Regions from separate parts of the Homo sapiens genome. Here region 2 is linked to region 1. Evidence: chromatin loops called from intact Hi-C (ENCODE). Cell type or tissue: dorsolateral prefrontal cortex. All regions are shown on one strand.

Region 1 (5,000 bases):
CTGAGTTTGCTGAGCGTCATTCCCCACCAGCCTTCCTCTCCTGCCTCCCTCCTAGGCTCCTCTGGAGCAACTGCTCACCCTTTCCTGGGCACCCCTTGGTCTTTTTTCTCCATTCACTTGTGACCCCTTAATGCCACCCCCTGCAGACACAATGAATTTTAGGGGGACACACCAACAAGGTCCCCCCGCCCATGTTAGTCATCACTAGCACCACAGTGCTCTCTCCAAGTTCCGTGCAGCCCTGGAGAACTGGGGCCACATTGTGGAAAGGGGAACAAGAGCAAGGTGAGAAGACTGAGTCTGGAGAAGTCAGGAAGGAAGAAAGAAGGGTGAAAATAGCAGAGACTGTGCTAGAGCCTCATCTGCAGAGCTCGAGGGCTCAGGGCATCTTCACTGGAGGCCCGGGGAACCAGCCTAACTTCTCCTGCCCTGGCCTCTAGCCACACTCTACACTAAAGACCACATTGATATGCAGACACACAGACTGGACTTGGAAGAGGCCACCAGGAGGTGGACGTCCAGAACCAGCAAGCATCAAGCACCAGAAAATGTCACCTCCAGCAATCACTTCCTCATTTGTAAGCCAGCATCCATTTGACCCCCTGAATCCCTGTCTGTGTCACTTAGTTCTGACATATTCACCTATCCATCCAATACGTATCTACTGAACAGCTGCTGTGTGTCAGACACGTGCTCGATGCGACGACGCAGTACCAAGATCCTTTCCAGATACTGCCAGAAAATGTCCACTGCCTCTTTGTCTCTTCGTTACATTTGTGAGTAAAATACAGGTGTTAACAATAGCTAGGAAATCAAAGATAGAAATTACGGTACAGCCATGTCCAAGTAAGTGAAATCAGGTATAATAATAAGGTTATCAAGATAGCCCAGAAATTTCCTTCAGAATCTCTGCAAGTCCTTATCACAAAACTAAACAGTTATCCCTGGCTCTAGATAAATTAAGCGTGCACTCTATGCTTCATTGTGTACTTGATTTAATTGTATTTCAAGAGAATTATCCCCCACTGAATTTCAATGTGTAGCCAATTTTAGCCCCATTCTGGATTTTTAAAATTTTCTGTTTGACTTGGAAATCACCATTTTTTTTCTTTTGTTTCTCTATTTTTTTAAAACCACATAGTCCTATGTAAGAAAACCACCATGATTTCTAAGAACAGTTTTCCCTAAATTGGCATCCACAGAGGAAGGCCCCATAACATGCACTCCTGTAGTGTGACCAGGCCTTGCCATCCCCTCGCTGGGTAACCTTGGGAGTCAAGACCCCCTCTGGCCCATCCCCTCTATCATCTCAGTCCCCCAGGGCTCTGACACAGGCAGAAGATTCTCAAACACTATCGAATTTTTTTTCTCCAAACTAGATGTTTGTGGTGGACTGAATGTTTGTGTCCCCTGAAATACCTATGTTGAAACCCAGTACAGTTAAATGAGGTCATAAGAGCGGAGCCCTGATCCCATAGGATTGTGTCCTTATGAGAAGAGACACCGGAGAGCCTGAGCTCCCTCTTCTCCCACCCCAAGCATATGTCCAGGAAAGACCATGTGAGCTCACTGTGAAAAGTTGGCCCAGCCCAAGGAGAGAGCCCTTACCAGACACCAACACTGCCGGCAACTTGATCTCCGACTTCCAGCCTCCAGAAATGTGCAAAATAAATTTCTGTTGCTTAAGCCACCCAGTCTATGTATTTTGTTACAGCCGCTTTAACAAACTAATACAGTGTTACATCAAAGCTCATCATTGAAACAGATGATAATGGAGGGGACCAACAGCCCAACTGGTGCCCCCAGCCCAGGAACACCCAGTGCCACTTCTGCAGAACCCGGGGATTGTAAAAATCCCATTTAAAAGTTATAAAATTTGGCTTCTAAGATCCCCTCCCACTCTAAGATCCATTGATTCTAGAATGTATTTGAGTTCTTTCACAAAGAAATGTAAGTACCGTAGAATATTATCACCCACCTCATCCTCTTGCTGGGAAAGATGGCTCTGCCTATTGCCAAATGGACTTGACATCACAAATAAAGTAGAAAGTTGTAACCAAGGTAAAGGATTGGCCCCTTCCGGAGACCTTCACTGGCACAATTTTCCTGGGGAGGGAAAGGGCTGTGCATTTGATTGTCTAGCAAGAAAGTAGATACCAACTAGATACTGCCTGAACTATACAGTATCTATATTCCCTGTTAAAGGGAAAAGGGATCCCACAAATTTTCTATATAGATAAATAAATTCATTGGCAAAGAAGTTGGCCTAATTTATTCATATCTTTCTTTTTGCCTCATAATTAATAGAATTTCTGCTGTTCTCCCTGTCAGAGATACTCCTGGTCCAATTCTCTCAAATACAAGCTCACTCTCCTTCCCACCACAACTGTCTCCCTTCTTGTGTTCCCTGTGTATGTAAATATCACTATTATCTGTCCTGTCATCTAAGGTAAATGAAGAGAGAAGGGAAAAGCAGAGATCCGACATGCATAAATACTCGCACTGGGCAGAATGTGAGGGTGGCGCAGTGCTCAGCAGGTACCACAAGGTGGCAGTGCCCTCTCAATGATCAGTACATCCTGAGCTGCCAGCCCTGATGGTAGTGCCTCTCCGCAGAGCCTGGGGGTCTCCTGCTGAGGCCGCGTGGGTGGGTTATTGATTCCTGCAGGATTTCCGACACGTTTTCCTTTGCCTGCTCGTGATACAGACGAAACCTGACACTTAACTGTTTCTACCTCAAATGATGACATGATTCCACATCTCTCTCTTTCTTAAAGGAAACACAGTGTCATGCACGTTGGCCAGAGGAGTCTTTGATGGCCCCATGGAGTCAGTCCCTTTTCTCTGTCTATAGAACAGCCATTGAATGTCTAGCCAAATGGAGGCCTCCAAAGCCCTGCACACCACAGCATTTTGATAAGAGGTCTGGGCCTGGGTTTTGTCTTTGTCTGACTGATAAGTCAGGGCAGTCCCTGGATTTCTCCAACCTGGGACTGTTCATCTGAAAAGTGGTGGTGATTAGCCCTCATGCTGTGATCATAGGTGGAAGAACACTGCAAACTATGGGGTGTGGGGCAGGAGGGTTCGGAGAAGCACCCCACTCCTCAGGCAGAGGCACAATAAATGACATTTGGCAATTGTGGGCAATGTTTCTAAGGTAACGAGGGCTGGGAAAGCACTGGGTGAAGGCCAGAGATATAATCCTTAAGTCTTCCCTCTGTTCTCGGTTGAGGTAACTTGCTGCTCCTCTCTTAAGCTGCTCCTTGGCCCCAACATCACACACCTGCTCTTCCCTCCATCCACCTGGCAGCTCTCACAATGGCCTCCATTATCCCCTGCACAGCATCCTCAGCTCAGCTGCCCTGCCCTCTGCAGCTGTCCAACACATGCACCGCCTTCGCCTTCTAGATCACAGCCAGCTTGGCAGATTGGAAAGGGCTCAGCTTTGGGTGTTGGAAATCCCTGGGCATGAATCCAGGATTTACCATTTATTCAATGTGACAAAGATTCTCTGCTTGACCAAACTCGAGTCAGGCTCTTGAACCTTCTTCTAGGCCCATCTCTGAACTTCCTTGTAACACCCAGTTGTAGCAAAGAACCCTATTAAGTTAGTTTAGCAAGAACCATCAGCCCTGGATATCTGATCAGGTTCCTCAGCCTGCACCATCCCCCAGGTGATTTCTGATCACCCTGGCCTGTCTTCAGCAAGAATCTTGTTCGATAGGTTTAGCCAGAATCCCTTTTATTCTTGATGTTTCATCTTAGTAATTTTCCATCCAGCAAACCACACCCTGCTCCTGGGCTATCGTTTCCGACTTGTCCATCTCTCTCACCCATTGCAACATTCCATTGCAGCTGTCCCTACACCTATAGCGATGGTCCTGAATAAAGTCTTTACCATGCTTTCACAAGTGTCATCGAATAGTATTTTTTAACAAATGTCTAAGCAAGTTCGAGCAAATTTTTTATCTCTGAGTTTGTTCCACATCCACAAGAATGGACTCATTTGGGTGGCATACTTTAAAGCACATGGTACCCGGTAGGTGCTCAATAGATATTAGATATGTTCCATCAGGGACTTCATCATCTACTCTTTGCTGTCACTCAAGAAAAGGGTGTGTAGGAGAATTGTGATAATTGACTGGCGATTACACACCACAAGTGTCCCAACTACTCCCTCATTTAATCCCCACAACATCCTCACAAGCACAGTTCTCAACTTCGTTTGCAAATTTGAATCACCTGGTTCCTGGTGACTCAATGTGTTATCCCTGCACTGGAAGCCCCAACCTCATTTGGGAGCTTGTTCGAAATGTCTCAGGGTTGGGCGTGGTGGCTCATGCCTGTAATCCCAGCACTTTGGGAGGCTGAGATGGAAGGATCACTTGAGTCCAAGAGCTGGACACCAGCCGGGGCAACATAGTGAGCCCTTGTCTCTGTAAATACATACATACACACATACATACATACATACATACATACATACATACATACATACATAAAATAAAAATTTTTTAAAAAGAAATGTCTCAGGCCCTCAAGTCTCAGGGCCCAGCTCAGAACTCCTTAATCCAAATCTTCATTTTAACGACCCCTAGAGTTGGTTTGTGTGCACCTTAAAACTTGAGAAGCCCCAGAGAGCCTTACAGATTATAGCTGTCTAGGTCCCTGGCACAGAGATTCTGATGTGGTAGGTTTAAAGGGCTGGCTGGCTTGGGCTTTTTAAGCTCCCAGGTGATTCTGATATGCAGCCATGAGTGAGAACCACCACTTTTGGGGAGTGGTATGAACAGTTCTGTTTCATGAAGAGTGATTTAACTGAGATTTACTCTGAGTTATCTCTGAGGCCATTGTTTGCTGTTTTATATTAATATATATTTCTCTCTAGGTGTTCATTCTTCTTCACTTGCTCTTGTTCTATGGCTTGCTCTCATCTTTCTCTTACTAATTCTCCCAAATTCCAAAGACCATAGGCCAGCAGGAGAGCCTCAGCCCAAGGC
Region 2 (5,000 bases), 170 kb after region 1:
TTCCTCTCTTCTTTTCTGCCCAGACCTCCTTTTTTTCTACACCTTTTGATATGCTATCTGGAATTCTCTCATATCCTAGCAAACTCACATTCTTCATCTCTTCACCTACATTCTCCTAATCATAACTGAAACCTAGCTCTTTCCCAAATATACTACTTCCCCAGTAACATTTTTACACCAAAGATTCTTATTTTCCAGTCACCCTAATACTTCACTGTTTAGAGATGGGGTTTTTGTCCTCATTTCTCATTGTCACTTCTAAAGGAAGTGATTGTAAGTCCCATTTTTTGAGACTTAGGGCATTTGGCTGTATCAACTCTTCTTTACTGGTTCCTACCTGGAGCTTACAAAAGGCTTGGCCCTTAGCCCACTTTCCCTCTTTATTATAAGCTTTGCTGCAGTCCTGAGTGGCTGCAGTGTTCATGTACATGAGTCATTTAACCCTCTGTTTGCTTAGTCCTGTAGGACAGTGGTCTCCAACCTTTTTGGCACCAAGGACCAGTCTCCTGGAAGACAAATTTTCCACAGGCCATGGGTGGGAGGTTGGGGGATGGTTTTGGGATTGGGATGAAACTCTTCCACCTCAAATCATCAGGCATTAGTTAGATTCTCATAAGGGGTGTTCAACCTAGATCCCTTGCATGCGCAGCTCACGATAGGGTTCGTGCTCCTATGAGAATCTAATGCTGCCGCTGATACGACAGGAGGTGGAGCTCCTGTCAGATAAGCAGGAATGCTTACATGCATGCCCTCTGCTTACCTCCTGCTGTGTGGCCTGGCTCCTAACAGACCACAGACTGGTACTGGTCCCTGGTTAGGGGCTTGGGCACCCCAGCTGTGGGATTTTCTATATACAAGATATGTTATCTGCAAATAGTTTTTACCTTTTCCTTTCCATTTTGGATAAAAATGTCTTTTTATCTTTTGCATAATTGCTATGGCTACAACCTCTGTTGAGTAGAAGTGGTGAAAGCCAATAGGTGTGTCTTGTTTCTGATATGGGGGGAAAATAAATATTTTAAATATTTTATTGTTAATGTGATGTTAGCTGTGGATTTTAAAAGATACTTTCTATCAGTTTGAAGTTCCCTTCCATTCATGGATAGTTGAGTGTTTTTATCATGAAAGGGTGTTGGATTTTGTCAATTACTTTTTCTGTGTCTATGGAGATAATCTTTTTTTTCCGCTTTCATTCTACTAATGTGGAGTAATACTTTGGTATGTTGCGTGTTGTGTTGGTATGTTGTGTGATTCAGTTTGCTAGTATTTTGTTGAAGATTTTTTTTGTGTGTGTATGTGTATATATATATATATATATATATATATATACACACTTAAGAAATACTGGTCTGTAGTTTTGTTTTGTTTTTCTTCTTGAGATATCCTTGTCTTGTTTTGATATCAGGACCACACAGATTGAATTGGGAAGTATTCCTTTCACTTCTACTTTTGGGAAGAGTTTGTGAAGGATTTTTGTGAATTCTTCTTTGAATGTTTTGTAGTATTGACCAGTGGAGTTATTTGGGCCTGGGCTTTTCTTTGTGGCAGTTTTTTGGATTGCTAATTTAATTTTTATAGATATTCTGTAGATGTCTTTTTGGTCTTGTTGGTTTATAATGTTGCTTAAATCTTCTGCTTCTCATATATCTCTAATTGTTCTGTCCATTATTGAAAGTGAGGTGTTCAAGTCTCCAACTTCACTATATATTGTAGGGAAGGTGTGTTAGCAATAAATTCTCTGTTTTTGTTTATCTGGGAATGTCTTAATTTCTCTTTTATTTTGAAGGATAGTTTTGCCAGATGTAGACTTCTTGGTTGGCAGTGTTCCTTGTAATATTTCAACTCCCATGCTTTCTGATGAGAAATCGGCTGTTAATGTTACTGAGCGTGTCTTCCACATGATGAGTCCCCCCGCCCTGCCACCACCACCCCCCCCAGCTTTTTTTCTGCATTAAGGATTTTCACTTTTTCTTTGGCTTTCAACAGTTAAATTATAATGCGCCTCTCTTTTAGTTTATCATATCTGTAGTTTGTTGAGCCTCCTAGATATACAGATTAATGTTTTTCATCAAATTTGGGACATGTTTGGTCATTAGTTACGTTCTTTCTGCCCCTCCCCACTTCGCTCTGGCCACTTAACTACGGGAATGTATGAGCATCATTCCTTGCTTGTCACAAAAAATTTGAAAAAAAAAAAATACAAATAATGTGAAAACTACTTAAATCAGATTTCTCCCTGGCCAGGATTTGTTGTTGTGTTTTTTTGTGGTTGTTTACTGACTTTTCTAGACAGATTCTGTAAAAAGTCTGTATTTTAAAAAAATATTTGACGTCTTTGCTTGGTTTGATTAGTGGTCAGCTAATGGTTGGATGGAGATTTCATTGAATGCCTTGAACTAGTAAGTCTCCCAGCCTCCACCAGGGGGCTCTGTGTGTTTGCTTAGGCACACCTGCAGTCCCTGTAAGTAGTTTGCAGCTTAGGCACACCTGCAGTCCTGTAAGTAGTTTGCAGCTCTGCCTTGGCCTTCACTTCCTGCTTGTTTAGAGTTTCAAAGTCAGCCAAAGGTGGAAGATTAGGGGATTCTCTGGTATTTCCTTGGCATGTACATACACAGCCTATACATGTATATGTTCTTCTCTATTCCCAAGACTATATTGGAGCATTTCAAAGCCTCTTGTGGACATTTCTTTCCTCAGGTTTTCCTTTTATGATTTTTGGTCAGCTTCTTGTTTGTCCCAATTGATATTGCCATTTCAGGCAGCTGAGATTTTAAGCAGTGCACTAGGGATAAGGGAATTACCGAACAAGCTTTGAATCAGCTCAAACCAACTCCTGAGAATGGGCTTTTTCTAGGGAGCGGCCAGGGAGATCAAATCATAGCAGTTCTTTGGGAGTGGTGCTTTTTGGAGAGTTCTAAACCCATTTTGTCCCCCAATCTCTAGTGACTGCTGGATTTCATAGCTGCCATGCTTGTTGTAATGCTTTTGGTTCTCAAGCTACCACAAAGGTAAGGAGATGGGTGTGGCTATTGGATAAATTAAAATGCCACAGAGCTTGCTGTTTCTTTGAGATTCAGCAGTTTTTATTGATTAAATGCTCCTTAGTTGTTGCAAGCATTTGGCTGATTTCTAGAGTTCTGAAAAAGTTGATTTTGACAAATTTGCCAGTGTTCTTAGTGCTTTAATGGAGGAATGGAGTTTTAGAAATCTCTGTTATTCTGGCAGTGTTTCTCTTCATTTGTCATGCTTTATTTTTCTTTCTTTCCTTTTAACTAATAGATTTTATTTTTTAGAGCAGCTTTGGGTTTACAGAAAAATTGAGCAAAAATAGAGTTCTCATATGCTTTCTCACCTTCCATTAGATACAGTTTCTCCTATGATTAACATCTTGCATGATTGTATTATAATTGATGAGTCAATATTGATATTTTATTATTAACTAAAATTCATAGTTTATATTAGGGTTCACTCTGTTTTGTATATCCTATGGGCCTTGACAAATGTATAATGCCATACCATTACAGTATCATACAGAATAGTTTCACTACCCTTCAAATTCTGTGTGTTCCACTTATTCATCCCTCCCTTCTTTTCCTGAACTCCTGGTAAATACTGATCTTTTTGCTGTTTCTACAGTTTTGCCTTTTCCAGAATGCCAGAGAGCTATAATCAGATAGTAGATAGTCTTTTCAGATTGGCTTCTTTCACTTACCAAAATACATGTAAGGTTCCTCTATATATTTTTGTGGCATCTCATTTAAAAAAAAAAATTAGCCAGGTGCAGTGGCTCATGCCTGCAGTCTCAGCACTTTGAGAGGCCAAGGCAGGAGGATAGCTTGAGTTCAGGAGTTCAGGAACAGCCTGGGCACATATTGAGTCCTCGTTTTGACAAAAAAATCAAAAAAATTAGCTGGGCGTGGTGGCACGTGTCTATAGTCCCATCTACTTGGGAGGCTGAGGTGGGGGGATCACTTGAGCCCAGGAGGTTGAGGCTGCAGTGAGCCGAGATCACCCCACTCTCCAGCCTGGACAACAGAGAGAGACCCTGTCTCAAAAAAAATTACTGAATAATATTTTGTTGTATGGCTGTACTACAGTTTGTTTATTCATTTACTTACTGAAAAACATCTTGGTTGCTTCCAAGTTTTAACAATTATTAATAAAACTGCTGTAAACATTTATATACAGATTTTTGCACGGGCGTACATTTTTCACCTCATTTTGGTAAATATCAAGGAGCACTATTGCTGGGTCATATGGGAAGCATATGTTTAATTTGGTAGGAAACTGCCAAACTGTCTTCCAAAGTTGCTTTACCCTTTTGCGTTTCCACCAGCAATGAATGAGAACTTCTGTTGCTGCTCCATATCCTCATCAGCATTTGGTACTATGCTTTGGACATTAACTATTAGGTATGTAGTGGTATTTCAATGTTGTTTTAATTTGCAGTTCCCTAATGATAAATGATGTTGAACATTTTCTCACATGCTTATTTGCCATCTGTATATCTTCTTTGGTGATGTGTCTGTTCAGATCTTTGCTTATTTTTATTTTATTTTTTATAATTTCAACTTTTACTTTAGATTCAGTGGGTACATACGCAGGTTTGTATCACATATACATGGATATATTATGTGATACTGAGGTTTGGGATACAGATGATCCCATCACCCAGGTAGTGAGCATAGTACCCAACAATTTTTCAGCCCTTGCTCCTCTTTCCCTCCCCTGTCTAGTAGTCCCCAGCGTCTGTGTTACCATTGTTATGTCTGTGAGTACAATGTTTAGCTCCCACTTATAAGTGAGAACATGTGGTATTTGGTTTTCTCTTCCAGCGTTAATTCGCTTAGAATAATGGCCTCTAGCTATTTGCCCATTTTAAAATTGGGTTGTTTATTCTCTTGTTGAGTTTTAAGAGTTCTTTGTATATTTTAGATACCAATCCTTTATCAGATATATGTTTTGCAAATAATTTTTTCCAGTCGGTGGCTTATTCTCTT

Evidence for each region. Hi-C counts contacts between places; a loop is a spot of excess contacts. Peaks named below come from ENCODE experiments on the same cell type or tissue, not always from the same donor. Only the 100,000 strongest peaks of a DNase experiment are listed, where the experiment ranks them.
Region 2: a loop joins it to region 1, with 3 times the contacts of the local background. A loop is called at or near these places in 14 of 110 quality-filtered maps.

What each region holds. Positions count from the first base shown.
Region 1 is chr10:84,262,224-84,267,223 of GRCh38, forward strand. No RefSeq gene overlaps it. Among named protein-coding and RNA genes, the nearest start is that of LINC00858, 15 kb to the right of the region's middle. RefSeq lists a silencer at 2,478-2,627. In dorsolateral prefrontal cortex, CTCF peaks have their summits at 2,540 (motif pointing right) and 2,740; a DNase peak (open chromatin) is centred at 2,558; H3K27ac peaks cover 783 bases.
Region 2 is chr10:84,427,687-84,432,686 of GRCh38, forward strand. The region is part of intron 5 of CCSER2 (coiled-coil serine rich protein 2); the gene reads left to right. Among named protein-coding and RNA genes, the nearest start is that of CCSER2, 100 kb to the left of the region's middle. In dorsolateral prefrontal cortex, a CTCF peak has its summit at 2,414 (motif pointing right); a DNase peak (open chromatin) is centred at 2,435.